Linked DNA regions of Homo sapiens: region 2 is linked to region 1. Evidence: chromatin loops called from intact Hi-C (ENCODE). Cell type or tissue: spleen. All regions are shown on one strand. Each heading gives the region's core, and the rest is flanking DNA. Links, peaks and the distances in the headings are about the cores only.

Region 1 (6,175 bases), core at 1,176-6,175:
AAATTAAAGTACTTGCATGCCCATACAATGGAATATTACATAATCATTAAAACCCAGATTGTAGAGTATTGACATGAAAAGATATTAATGATATAATGCCAATTGAGTTTTTAAAAGGTTATATAGGTATGTGGTATAAAATTTAATTTTATTAAATGATGCTATAAATATATTGCACTCCTAGGAAAAAGCCGGATGGACACTGAACAAGTATAAAGAGCAGTTACTGGCTGGGTGCAGTGGCTCACACCTGAAATCCTAGCACTTTGGGAGGCCAAGGAAGGTGGATTGCCTGAGGTCAGGAGTTTGAGACCAGCCTGGGCAACATGGTGAAACCCTGTCTCTACTAAAATACAAAAAATTAGCAGGGTATGATGGTGTGCACCTGTAGTCCTAGCTACTTGGGAGGCTGAGGCAGAAGAATCGCTTGAACCCGGGAGGCAGAGGTTGCAGTGAGCCTAGATCAGCGGCAGAATGAGACTTCAACTCCAAAAAAGAAAAAAGAGTAGTTATTGCTCAGGATTAGGATAGTGGATGTATTTTTATTTTCTTCTCTTTGCTTTGCTTGTCTACATTTTCTAGTTTTTCTCCAGAGACCAGATATTGCTTTTGAAATCAAAACATTCTATAAAAGTCATTTTTAATGAAAAATAAACTAGAGAGCCTGTCCCTGGACCACTACAGGGCAGCAGGCTGTGCAAGAGAACACAACCCAGTGCACAGTCAGTGTTCATGGGGTCAGCTCCGGGAGCCCTGCCTGTGCCTGCCTTGCTGTGACCCTCTGACCTCCCTCATCTGGACCCTTCCTGCCTTGGCCGTGGCTTTATTTCCTGGCTTCAGAAAGCCATCCTTCCCTCTTGCTCAGTGCAAATAACAGAAGAGCCAGCTCAACATGGGCTCAAACAAATCTGGGTTTGTTTTTCCTCTTGCAACAAGAATTCCAGAACCTCATAACTGATTCTAGCTTCCTGGACCCGGTCTTACGGTGAAACCTCAGCTAAGCAGGATTCAAGATGAAAGGCAGCCCCCGAGCCCTAGAAACTCAGAGGACACGGGGACATAGACAGCATCAACAACTCTGGAATATAAAGTCATGGTTCTCTCACCTGCAGCGCAACTCCCCTTCCAGCTCCTTAATGTGCACTAGGGCAGGGCGCGGTGGCTCATGCCTGTAATCCCAGCACTTTGGGAGGCCGAGGTGGGTGGATCACCTGAGGTCAGGAGTTCGAGACCAGCCTGCCCAACATGGCGAAACCCCATCTCTACTAAAAAAAAAAAAAAAAAAAAAATACAAAAAATTAGCCAGGCATGTTGGCAGACGACTGCAATCCCAGTTACTCGGGAGGCTGAGGCAGGAGAATCGCCTGAACCCGGGAGGCGGAGGTTGCAGTGAGCTGAGATCGCGCCACTGCACTCCAGCCTGGGCGACAAGAGCAAAACTCCATCTCAAAAAAAAATAAACTATGCACGGGGTCGTGTTCAGCATTGTCCTGGCAGGCCTTCCCTCCAGCAACACCCTCTTTCCCATCCTGGTAATAAAAATTGCTAGCATGTATCAACTTCTTTCTGTGTATGAATCACTATTACAAGCACTTAACAGGTCTTTTCTCATGTAATCTTCACAACTCTTTGAAGCTGATTGCTTACGATTCCATTTTCATGTGAGAAAATGCAGGCACAGCAAGGTTATCTAGCTTACCCAAGGTTAGCTAGAAAATGGCAGAGCCAGAACGTAAACCCAGACTGTGACATGCCGAGGCCCTCGCCATAACCACCAGGTGTCCTACCCCACAAGCGACAGCCCTGCCCAGCTGCTTGCGTCTATTCAGTTCTCCCGCTAACCCCTGGCAACCATTGATCTTTTTGCTGTTTGTATAGTTTTGCCTCTTCCAGAATGTCATGTAGTTGGAATCATACAGTATGTAGCCATTTCAGACTGGCTTCTTTCACTCAGTAATATGCATTTAAAGTTCTTCCATGTCTTTTTAGCACTGAATAATATTCCATTGTCTGAATATATCACAGTTTGCCCATTTACTCATTGAAGGACATCAATTGTTTCCATGTTTTGATCGTTATGAATAAAGCTGCTATAAATATTTGCATGCAGGCTTTGTGTGCACAAGTTTTTAACTCCTTTGGATAAATACAAGGAGGGAGATTGCTGAATCATATGGTAGGGGTATGTTTAAGAAACCACCAAACTGTCTTCTAAAATGGCAGTACCACTTTGCATTCCCATCAGCAATACATGAAAGTTCCTGTTGCTCCACATCCTCACTAGCATTCGGTTTTGTCAGCGTTTTGGATTTTAGGCATAGAATGTTTCTTATTGTTGCTTTTAATTTGCAATTAATTTGCAATGACAAACAATGTTGAGCATCTTTTCATATAGTTAATTCCCATCTATATATCTTCTTTGGTGAGGTGTCTGTCCAGATCTTTTGCTCATTTTTAATTGGGTTGTTTGTTTTCTTATCGTTGAGTTTTAAGGCTTCTTTGTATGTTTTAGATACCAATTCTTTATCCAACGTGCTTTGCAACTATTTTTTCCCCAGTCTGTGGCTTGTCTTTTTATTCTTTTAACAGGGAAATTCAAATTTTATTGTCCATAAATAAACTTTTAGTGGAACACAGACATGCTTATTCATTTACAGATCGTCTGTGGCTAACTGCACGCTATTTCAGCAGTTTCAACAGGGCCTGAGAACCCGCAAAGCATAAAATATGTGCTAGCTGTCCCTTTACAGATAAGTTTGCCGACCCTTGATTTAGGACATCGTCTCTATTCCCTCCTTAATGAGCCTGTCATTCCCAGAAAACCAATTCTCATGGGCAGCAATTACTGATCAAAAATTCCCTTCTGGGGACGCTGAGTTGAAGTGTCTAATTCTGGCCCAGCAAGGTTCTTTTTTTACGGTTCCTCTTCCAAGGCTTGGTTTCCACTCCAGCTGGCCTTGCTCAAGTCCTGCTGAGTGAAGGGAGCGCCGCTTGGGGCAGCCTGAGCGGGTCCGGAGCTGCCCCTCCGGTGTGGCTGGATTTCTCTTCTCCTTCCTCTGAATGGGGCCAGCCCTGTGCCTCTCATTTTGCCACGCCCCTCCCTACAGCCCCGTCTTCCTGGTGCGAGACGTTGGTCGCCCCCTGGTGGCGCGTGTTGTCATTACAAGGCTATCAACGAGAGGCTGGAACTGGAAGGCGTGGCCGGCTTTCTCTCCCACGAGGGCATCTCCCAGCCCTTCCCTCACTTCGGTGTTTGGGATTGAATATCCCTCTGAAGTTTGCATGATCACACTTTGCCGATCCATTTTCTCCTCCCAACAGCAGTAATCAATTCCAGTTCGGGGGTGTCAGATCATTAAAACAGGCTGCACGTCATTTGCATGTTTCGGTTCCCATGGAGCTGCCAGTCTGATTCCCCTCCCCCTCAAATTTCTTGCTTTTTAATTTTTTTTCATGCTTTTAACATCTGGTCCTATTTTTTTTCTCTTTCCAATAAGTGAAAAGGATGTAAATCTAGAAACCCGTGGGCAGACGTATGCTCTTTTTCTTGTGAAGTGTTCACTCTTTAACTGTAATAGTGTGACAACAAGCGAAGGGAATCAGAGATACATGCTCTGCCTGGTCTCTCCTCTCCTGCCAGTTATTTTTGACGGCTTGGCATCTGATGTGGATCAATTTTTTTCCAACTCGCATATTCTGCCTCCCACAGGGCATGGGTGCACAGGAGGGACATAACCTGCCTGGTCCCTGGATATTAATAAAATGTATTATTGTTATGCATTGAGCACCTACTATGTGCCAGCACTTTGCTAAGTGCTTTCACATTTAGAGGCATTGAAAAGAAGACATGCTAGGTGGTTTTCTTTCCTGCCTGTATTCCCTTGCCATCCCTGGAATAGGTGATTGATAAGCCTGGCCTCTGACATCATATACCCTGGGTTCAAATCCTGTCTCTGCTGCCTATGAGCTATGTGACCTTCGGCCTCCCACCTCATCTTTTGGAATCTCAGTTTCCCTACCTGTAAAATGAGGATTTATAATAGCACTTATTTCCTAGGGCTGTTCTGAGGATTACGTGTGTTAATATTGGTAGGCCACTTTGAACAGCATGTGGCACATGGCAAGGACCCTGTAAGTGCAGATGTTAGTAAACAGTGTAATGGGTGAGCCTGTGCCGATTTGGCCAGAGATGAGTACTACTCCACCCCTCTGCTCCCTGCTCAACCTGCTGGGCACTGGAACATTCTAGTGAGAGAGGATGAGAGTAGGTGAATCTGCTAGCTGAAAAACACACACACACACGCATGTGAAGAGCACACACACAGCACACAGGAAGCACACACAGGGCTTTTATATAGGAAGTGCATTTGGGCTAATGTCTAAGTGTTGCCACTTCTGTAGAACTGGCTCAGTCATTCCAGACAGTATGCAGGGGTTTAAGCTTCCTCAGCCTCTCCTGCCTCTGCATCTCACCACCGCCTAATCAGCCCAGCAGCAGTCCCTTCAATCCTTCCCCTACAATGTATCCAGAATGGTCCACATCTCACCATCTTTACCCTCTAAGTTCGGGCTACCCTCATCACCCGTGTGGCCTCCTAGAGTTACCTTTTCCCTGCTCGCCCATGCTTTTTTGCCCTCTTATAATCAACCATTTTTCTATAATTAAAATGATTTTCTTAAAATGCAAATAACTTCTCTACTTCAATCTTCTAGGGTTTAACAAAACAATCCACAGCTTCCATGCATGCTAAAAGGGTGCTGCGAAATCTGGCCCAGTGACCCATTGAGGTCATCTTTGCTCACTCTCTTTTCACCATTCAATAAACCCGCTGGCCTTCTTTCTTATCTGTGACCAAGGCCAAGCTCATTTCTTTCTCGGGGCTCTTGCTCTTGCTGTTCCATTTGGAGGCATTGACCTGATCCCTCTCCGGGGGATTCTTCTTGGCACTTAGATTGGGGTTCAAATGTCTACCAGGCCTTCCTGGATATCTGACTCAATGCAGCACTACTGCAAGACCATTCTCTGGATGGCTGTGGACCGACCCAGTTCTCCCTCTTTTCTGTCATAGCTCCCAAGAATCGCTGTGTAATGTGCTGGAAATGCAACATCTGGAATAGGGCGGGACTGGTCTGAGCAGGCCAGGCTCTGCTTCAGTCACTATTAGAAACAAGGTGTCCTTCAATGCGTTGACCCAGCAAGTCCTGTACCCCGTGGTCTAAAACCCAGGGCTGGTTGCCTTCAGGGCTCCGCAGCTGTGGTGCAAGTGGGGCATGTGCAGACAAGACTCCATCTGGGCAGCTTTCCTGAGGCTTGGAGACTGATACTCATGAATTCTAGGCTGCTGCTGTCCCTTGCTGACTATCTATAAGTAATAACTTGTGTATTTCCTCATGTAACTTGTGTATTTCAGTGTTCTGTTTCACAGAACTTGGGCAAGTAGTGAACGTGCAACCCAAGATCAAGTGGGTTGAAGTGGTAACTAGCGCACAGTGAGTCTGTTTCATAACTACCCCTTCCCACTGCCCAGCGCTCTGTCACTTTACCCCTTTTTATACTCAATATAAAATTGATACTCAGCATTTTATACTCAATATAAAATACTTTGCTGGAATATTGAATATAAAGTATAGTTTATACTTAATACTCCAGCAAAGCATTCGCTCTATTGAAAATAAATAGGTGGCTGGGCACCACAGCTCACACCTGTAATACCAGCACTTTGGGAGGCCAAGGCTAAAGAATCACTTGAGGCTAGGAGTTTGAGACCAGCCTGGGCAACAGAACAAGACCCCATCTCTACACAATATAAAATAAAATAAGATAAAATAAAATAAAATAAAAGTTATCCAAGTGTGGTGGCACGTACCTACAGGTAGTCCTAGCTGATTGGGAGGCTGAGGGAGGAGGATGGCTTGAGCCCAGGAGTTCAAGGCTATGAGTGAACTATATGATGATGCCATTCCCTGTACTCCAGCCTGGGTGAAGGAGTGAGACCCTGTCTCAAAAAAAAAAAAAAAAAAAAAAAGAAAAGAAAGAAAAGAATTAGGCAATTGACGGCCGTCTGTAATCCCAGCACTTTGGGAGGCCAAGGCGGGCAGATCACGAGGTCAGGAGATCAAGACCATCCTGGCTAACACGGTGAAACCCTGTCTCTACTAAAAAAAATACAAAAAA
Region 2 (7,848 bases), core at 1,310-6,309, 320 kb before region 1:
GGCTCTGGGTCCTATTCATTCTCCACCCCCAGTCCTCGTCCCCACGGGGCCAGCCAGGCTTAATGTGCAGGTGGCCCAGGCTGGAGACTCCTGGATCCAGAGACAGGCGGGCCCCTCTCCCAGCCTGGCCGGCAGCAGCTGCCTGAGTTCCAGCTCCTGTTGATGTTTCCCATCCTTGAAGCTGGGAGGATGGGCCGGAGCCCCGGTGTCCAGGGGGTGGGGCCTCGGTACTATTCCAACTCTGGCTGTGGCTTCTCGGTGGGGCGGGGGACAGGAAACCGGGGCTTTTCCGCCCAGTGTCGGGGCTGTAGAGTCCCGCCTACCGCAAGCCAGGCTGTACCAGGACTGGCCTGAGACAGGGAACCGGGACCTTCTGACTCATCCCTCCCCCAGAGGAGCTGGGCACACTGGGGCCTTGTGTTGTGGCCAGGAGGTCAGTCACTCTCCCCACTGCTGGGGAAAACTTTCCCCTCAGGTCGGGCCTGGGACCACCCCCCTCCCACTCCCACCCTCCACGGCAGGATGTGAGGTGCCTTCCTTACCCCAGACAAGGTCTCTGCAGCCACAACAGTCAGGGTCTCCAACCACGCAGGCTGCTGGCGCTTCAGTGGAGCAGGCTACGGCATCTGTTTTAACTTTTAAAAACATTTCCAGGCCAATGGTGCCCCTCTGTGCATTTAGTAGTCCATAAAAATCATGGTCATGGCTCTTAATAAGCATTTGCTCTGTGCCTAGCACTGTGTTAAGCTGTGGGCATCCATCGGCCTTCTGTCTCACTGCCCAAATATTAGAAAGATTCTGTGATTGTTTCTCCCATTTCCTACATAAGGACAAGTGAGGCCTATAGAGGTTAAGAGCCTCACGCAAGGCCTCATAGCTATAAGGCAACAGCAGTTGGATTCAAATCCAGGCCTCTGTGGCCCCACAGCTGGGGTGCCTAACTACCCCTCCGACTGCCTCCCTGAATGCTTGTGGGTACCTTCTCCAGGAGGCTTGAGACATCCATGGGTATCATGTGGACATTGGAGTGCTCTGCCCTGGAGACACCAGAGCTCATAAGAGGCAGCTGGGCAGCCCTGCTGATGGTGAAAAATCGGTAGACCAATTGCTCTCCAGGTGCTTGTCTTGGAAACCATGACTGTGAGAGCTTGTCCCTACTGGAGGTGCTCAGAAAATGTAGTGGTTCTGCCTGTGGGGCCCAGGGATTCTAGGGATTGTTCGCAAGTACCATGTTTGTGGTGGTCCAGGTTCTGGAGAGAGGGTCCATAGACCTCACAGTGTTTCAAGTTGAGGTGGGCATGACCCCAAAGAGAAGGGGTCCCTTGGGCTGACCTAGACCACAGAGGCCGAGTCTGGACCCCAGCAGCTCACCCCTCTGGAAGGTTGCACTGGTTGGATTGTGTGTTGGCATACTGCTCACATGGAAGGATGCTCTAGGACACTGTCCCATGAAACTCGTCTTTGGATTTCTTAGGTACAAAGTCTTGAGGACGAGTTCATGGTGGCACACGCACAGAGCTCTGTAAGAGCTCCCTTGGGAGAAATCTTGCACTGGATTCAGTGTCAGGAATAGCTGGACATCTCTTGAGTGGATGCTTTAATCTTTATCTCATGGGTCCTGTGAAACAAGTAAATGAAATATTTCCCTTTTCCTATTGGCTAGCTCAGTAGCCCACACATGGTGTGACTCTTGTACACTGACTTGGCCTCTGGTTGTTTCAGACTCTTATACCCTTGTTTTCCCCTTGCCTTGCCTTCATTTTCATCACCTCATTTTCCTTAGGAAGAAAAACGCCTTGCTGTTTTATGCATTTTAGCCTTAACTAAAACATTCATGGGGGATTAGTGCTGGCTACGTCAGAGTCAGGGAGTAAGCATTTCCCCTCTGCAGTCTCCATCCTAGAGGCCTGTTCGCCAGCTCCTCCCTCCCTGTCCCATTCCCTTGTCCCTTGCTCCAGTTCTTGGGACCCCAGAGCCTTGGGACCCCATTCATCATGGCTCCTGAGTTTGTCCGGAAAGACGATGTTCAGGTTCTTGCCCTGCCCTCACTGTGCTGCTTCTTCATCCCCCAGGGCTTCACAGTAGTTTTTTAGGGAGAAATGTCTGGGAGAAGAGTCATTTCCCCATCCCAGGGCTCAGCTGCTCCCATAGCCACAGGCCCCCTCTGAAATCCAGCTTTATTTCAGCTCCGTCCCTGTATCTCAGCAGTCCCCAGCTGCCTACTGTCCTTAGTGGCCCACCTGAGCAGACAAAGCCCATTTCTGGCGGAAAAGCAGTGCCTTTGACCCTGGTGCCTTGGAAATGGGGGTGGGGAGAGCTGGCTGGCAGTGCCTGGGGGGGGAGGGTGGGAGGCACAGTGAGATGCCAGGGCTGATTTTCAGTACCGCACCCTGTCATCAATCACCCCTCTACTTCCTACATGGAGTGGCTTCACTGTGTCCCCCAAAATTAATAAACTCAAACTGAATCAAAAAGCTCAGTGTAAACGGTGTCTCCTCCCACCCTAGTCTCCTCGAGGCCCCCTCCCTCTGGGACATCTCCCGTTACTAGCTCAGAGCAAGCTCTTTCAGTGATTGTTTATGCATATATACAAATATACATGTCCACCTCCTTAAACAAATCTGAAAAGGTGGTGTACTATTACACACATGTTTTCTGGCTCTAGCTTTTGAAACTTATATATGCTGGGTGACTGTTTCTATCAGTACGTTCATGTCTGAGGAGGCTTCTCTGATATAGTCGGTTGGAAAGACAATTCCCTGGACATGTTAATAATGAAGGGGTTAAGCTTCTAGGAAAGAGTGGGGTGCCCAAGCTTGGGCTTTCAGAGGTTCGGGAAACTTCTCAATTGTGTGTGTAAAATTGTGGGCACTAATGGCATTTCTAAGGGGAGGGATTGTGGTTCGAAAGGTCTGTGGCCCAGAAAAGGTGAAACAAGGCCTCAGCCCTGGGTTTCATGGGATTTCTGTACAGCAAGAGGTGGGGGCTAACTTGGCAGAAGGCAGCACCGCTAGGTTCTAGGGCCGCCACCCCCTGGCGCTGCCACAGATCAGGCCGAGGTGGGGGACAGAAATGCCCAGCCCTAGAATCCTCCTGGAAGATGACTGGGTTTTTCCCACTCCCAATGGAGGGTCCCCCTGTCTGCTGTGTGGGTGGCCCCAACTGTCCCTGAGAATGAAGTCTGGGGCCTTCCTGGGATTATAGAGAACACCAGGGTTAGAACTGGGAGGCCCTTCAGTCATCACTGGATCTATGGTGTAACTGAGGCACAGAGAGGCCAGGGGGTGAGTCCAAGGTCACCCATCCGGAGGCCATGTGGGCCAGTCCTGCCTGTGACATTCAGGTCTGTGCTCCTTCCCTGCCAGAGCACCATGAGATGAGCGGGAGAGGCCCTGGGAGAAGGCGAGGCTGCCTGTTGCAGCTGGGCTCTCCCGGTGCGGCTAGGGTGGGGGTGCACGGAGCAGAGGCCGCAGCCCGGGTGGGCGTGCCATCCTCACACCTCACTGCATCTTGCAACATCACCTCCCGCTGGCTGCATCCTCACATCAGGTTGTAGCCAACAGCCCCAGAATTCTGAATACAGCAGCGATGACGGGACTACGAGGCTGCACCGCAGGATGTGGTCACTAGAGGGCAGCAGGAAAGCCACTGCGGTGGCTCAGCAGGAAGAAGTTCCCAGGCCGGGAGAGGAGCTGCAGGAAGAAGGGGCGGTGGGCAGAGCCAGACCCCGTGGGCTGCAGGATGATTTGTTCTAGGCCCTTTCCTGAGACAAAAAGCAAACCAGACATTTGGTGATGATGATATTAATTGACATTTAGTGAGTGCTTACGCTGCACCAGGCACTGTACTCACTAATTAGTCCTCACAACAGCCTTGTTATAATTATCCCCATTTTTGCATATGCGAACATAGAGGCCCAGAGAGGTGAAGAAAGCTAGCCAAGATCTCTCAGCCAGTAAGTGGCTGAGCTGGGATCAGCAGGGCTGGTGTCAGAGGCTGGGTTGGGTCTATATGCCTGGCATTGACTAAATGCTTTAAGACCTTCAATTCTTACCAGCACTACTGTAGCTATGACCACTTTATGGATGGGGAAACTGAGGCTCAGGGACAGCTGGTGAATCACCCACGCCCACACACCTGCTGAGTGACAGATCCAGGTAGGCATGGTTCAGGGGGTGAGCTCTGTGAATTACAGTTTTCCAATATAGAGCTGTTCACTGCTCCCAGTCTGTGCCCTCATCTCAAGTTCACTGATAATGAAATCTGAGCTTTCTCCTGGGAGTGAAAGCTCACCAACTTGCCTGCTTTCTAACAGAAATGATAGATCGTGGTCTCCTGTGTCCAAGGTTTGCTTGGATTTTTACTAAGCAGAGGTAGAGGGAGGCCAGGCCAGAGGTTGCTAGAAGCCTAGGGATGGGCTCTGGGGGCCACAGTCTGGCTTGGAGGATGAGGGCATTGAGGAGTCTTTTGTAGTGGCTAAGGCTTCCTTGGGAACAACAGGACCTGGCCCCAGGGCCTCTGGTTTCCAGGGCAGATGCCTTTAGCATACCAAGGACACTTGGCCAGCCCCAGGCCCAGCTCTGCCAGGCTGGGAGAGCGGGGACATTTCCAGGAGGGCTGGACTTCCCCCATCTTCCCGTTCCCATTCCCTGGCTTTGCCCTCCCCGGGGGTACAAGGGAATGGCCTGTGGCTGGGCCTTCAAACACATGCCCCTCCTCGGTGTCCAGGCCACACCTTGTGAGGCCGAGTCTCGCTGTCTTAGGGATTTATAACATCCAGCTGCTTCAGTGACTTCTGATTTATTAGCAAAGCAGCAGCTTCCAGTCCTGGCCTTAAGTTTCTCTGGGTGGATGAAGAGTTGGGGGAAGAAACTTAAACGGCCCCCTCCCCAGCAAGATGGCAAGATGTTTCTCTTTAAATAAAACCCTAGGGTGAGTTCTGCTTTTGGAATTGGAACCCCAGAATTAAGTGAAGACTCCTTAAGGATTCTGTTTCCTGTCTTGATGAGGACCAAGGAGGGTGTAATATGAGTGGAATTAGGGAAAAGGATTTGAACGTGGACTTCCTAGCACGTTGCCTGGGCTGGAATCCTGGCTCCTTATTATGGGTGTGAGCTTGGGGAAGTTATCTAACCTTGAAGGGCCTCAGCTTCCTTATCTGTAAAACGGGGTTGTGACAGTATCAACTTCATAGAGCTGGCATGAGGGTGCGATGAGCTGATGGCTGTGAAAGAAGCATGTGCCTGGGAGGAACATTGTGAATGCCCAGCAAGTGCTTGCCTTCCTTGGTGTTATTTGACCCATAGCATCTAGAACAGTGCCTGGCACATACAGGAGTTCTGATAGATGTCTGTGAATAAATACAAAGGAAGCGTATCCAAATGAAATGATGCTGCAGCCAAAGAACAGACTCCTAAATGACTTAAAAATATGACCTGGCACTATTATTGATGACATTCCCTGTCTGTTTCTTGAAAGCCATTCACATTCACCATGGGGCACTGGGGCAGAGCAGGCCTGCACTTGCAGGGGTCAGGTTTAAAGTAGAGGGGCCTTTCTCCCTGGATACCTGGCCCAGCCCCATGATGGAGGCCAGCATCCTCTGCCACTATGGGATGAGGTCGGGGTGGGATGCAGTGTGGTTGGGATTGTGGTTTTTCTCTGATCACGTTGAGAAGTTCCTAAGACTCTAAACTGCCCCTTTCCCTCTTGACTGCTACTTGGTGATCTGGTACTGATTCCTAAAGAAGTGAAATTTCATATTTAAAACACGACTTGATTTCTCCATCTGAACAGTGGGAGTGAGGACCCTGACCTCCGAGAGTGCTTATAGGGAATAACACAGTGCTAGAAGTTGGGTGAGCTGAGCCAGGCAGAACTGCAGGTTTGGGAAAAGAGGATCCACTCACCCGCTCCCAAAGGAGTCACGTCAAATAGTGGGGTGTGGGAAGAATCTTCACAAAGCACGTGAGTTCACCCTATCAGCTGTGAACCAACAGATCCACAGGACCAGACAGCAAAGGGGAGGAACATGCTCTAAGTCTCAGAAGCATCTGCCTGCCCAGTCCCCGTCATGCTGATTCACAAATGGGCTGGGGCCAGTAATGGCATGCATGTTTGCAGGCCAAATATGTTTAAGCTGGAGGAACAGGAAGCCAAATCTCCTTAGAGGGAAAGAGCTGGACTCTGGGGAACCTACCAGATGGGGGTTAAAGCAGGCCTGTGAGCTCAGGCCGGTTCCTCTACCTCTGTGCCTTGGCTTTCTCGCCTGTGAAGTGGGCAGATATTGGCTTCCACATCTGGTTCTTGCTAGAAGGACACGAGCTGATGCAGGGAAGGGGCTTGGCGCAAAACTGTCAACTGAGATAATGTGGCGATCTTGGTGTTTTAATTCAGACTCTATGAGGTGCATCGAGGTCAGGAATGCTCCCTGGTCCACTTTCGCTTTGAGTTTCAGGTAGCTGGTGTCACTTCGGTGTGGTTGGAAGAAGACTTTCTCCCCAGCTGCATTCCCGGAGGCGCCCTTTCGACCTGGAGGCCGGGGTAAGCCCCCCTGCCCTTGCTGACTTCTGCTAACCCACTTCCTGGGGAATCGCTGCACAAGTTGAATTTTAAAGGGTTAGGATTATTTCATGGATTTAAATTGCAGAACCCTGCCAGTCTCCCTGCCTGCTGGGTTCTGGTGTGAGCAGAGGGACTGCGGTTTATTAGAAGAATGTGGTGGGGTGGGCGAGGAAGGTGACAGGAGTGGGATACAGTCCAGGACTCAGAGGGCCACACTCAGGGGATCAGAGATGGCACTGGGTTGGTTGGGGCGCTGAGTCAGGGATGGATCTGGAGAGCAGGCAGAGCCCTTATTGCCTGGCCCTCGGGGCAGACTGTGAGGCACAGGACACAGAAGGGAAGGAGTGGGGAGGGGGCACTGAGACCCCAGCTCCACCTTCTGAGCCCTTCCCCTCCCTGTCTTTTGCAGTCTGCTGGCCACAGGGCTGCCGCACTGGCTGGGACTGCCAGCTGGGCCTGGAGACGCTGGTGGCTGTGGACTCCCCAGCTTGGAGCAGTCCCTCTTTGGTAAGTGGTTGAACCCTCCTGTGTTCTCCCCAGGAGCAGCCCCAGCCCCCACTCAGGTCTGGTAGCTGAGCCAGCCTCCAGAGAGGGTGCCTACAGGATGCTCAGGTGGGCTCCTGGCCCCGGACTCTCAGCGGCCCCATTCGCTCTTTCTGCTTCTCCATGGTCCCTCCCCAGTCCCCCTTCTGTGGGCAGAGGGGACACAGGAGGTAAGAGGGGAGGCCCCTGACTCCCTAAGATCTTCTTTGCAGGCCAGTTCACTCTGTGTCAGTGGGGATTATGTCACCTCCATGGCCTGGACCCTTGTCCCTAGAGACCAGGAACAGACCCTGGGTGCTGGGAAGGGTTGCCTCTCAGCAGACCCTGGACATCTGTCTCTGCTCCAGAGACTCTTAGAGACTCCACAAGCCCCAGAAGTCTACATCTGGAGTAAGTGGTCACCTGCATCCATGAGTTGGAAGGGGCTTGACACAGTTGTCCACCTTGCCTGGCCGTGCTGGCAGCTCACCGACCATGGTCTGCAGGGGTCCTTCATGCTCAGGGGATTGGGGTCAGATGGAGGCATCTGATAGGGACTCTTCTTTCCCCTAGGGATGGGCAGAGGACAGAGGAAAGAGGACCACCTGGAGAACTGGGCGCCAGCTCGTGGGGGTGGGAGACGCTGGCAGTGAGGAGGGGCAGTGTTTGAGGCAGGCCCTCGTCATTTCCTCAGTGTGGGAGTAGGGGGAGTCAGGCTCTTGCCCCGTGAGGCCCCTCTAAGGAACTCAGAGCTCAGGATAA

What was found. Hi-C counts contacts between places; a loop is a spot of excess contacts. Peaks named below come from ENCODE experiments on the same cell type or tissue, not always from the same donor. Only the 100,000 strongest peaks of a DNase experiment are listed, where the experiment ranks them.
Region 2: a loop joins it to region 1, with 4 times the contacts of the local background. A loop is called at or near these places in 7 of 110 quality-filtered maps.

What each region holds. Positions count from the first base shown.
Region 1 is chr11:45,337,174-45,343,348 of GRCh38, reverse strand. No RefSeq gene overlaps it. Among named protein-coding and RNA genes, the nearest start is that of LINC02696, 15 kb to the left of the region's middle. RefSeq lists an enhancer at 2,997-3,291. In spleen, for the core only: CTCF peaks have their summits at 2,974 and 3,174 (motif pointing left); a DNase peak (open chromatin) is centred at 3,128; H3K4me3 peaks cover 1,097 bases; H3K27ac peaks cover 652 bases.
Region 2 is chr11:45,651,216-45,659,063 of GRCh38, reverse strand. It overlaps CHST1 (carbohydrate sulfotransferase 1), which reads left to right. Exons shown (of 4, transcript NM_003654.6): 2 at 6,458-6,543; 3 at 6,974-7,071. LOC124902666 (a long non-coding RNA gene) reads right to left here and starts at 7,752. Exons shown (of 2, transcript XR_007062662.1): 1 at 7,510-7,752; 2 at 6,367-6,595. In spleen, for the core only: CTCF peaks have their summits at 3,397 and 3,603 (motif pointing right); a DNase peak (open chromatin) is centred at 3,583; H3K27ac peaks cover 896 bases; H3K27me3 peaks cover 2,576 bases.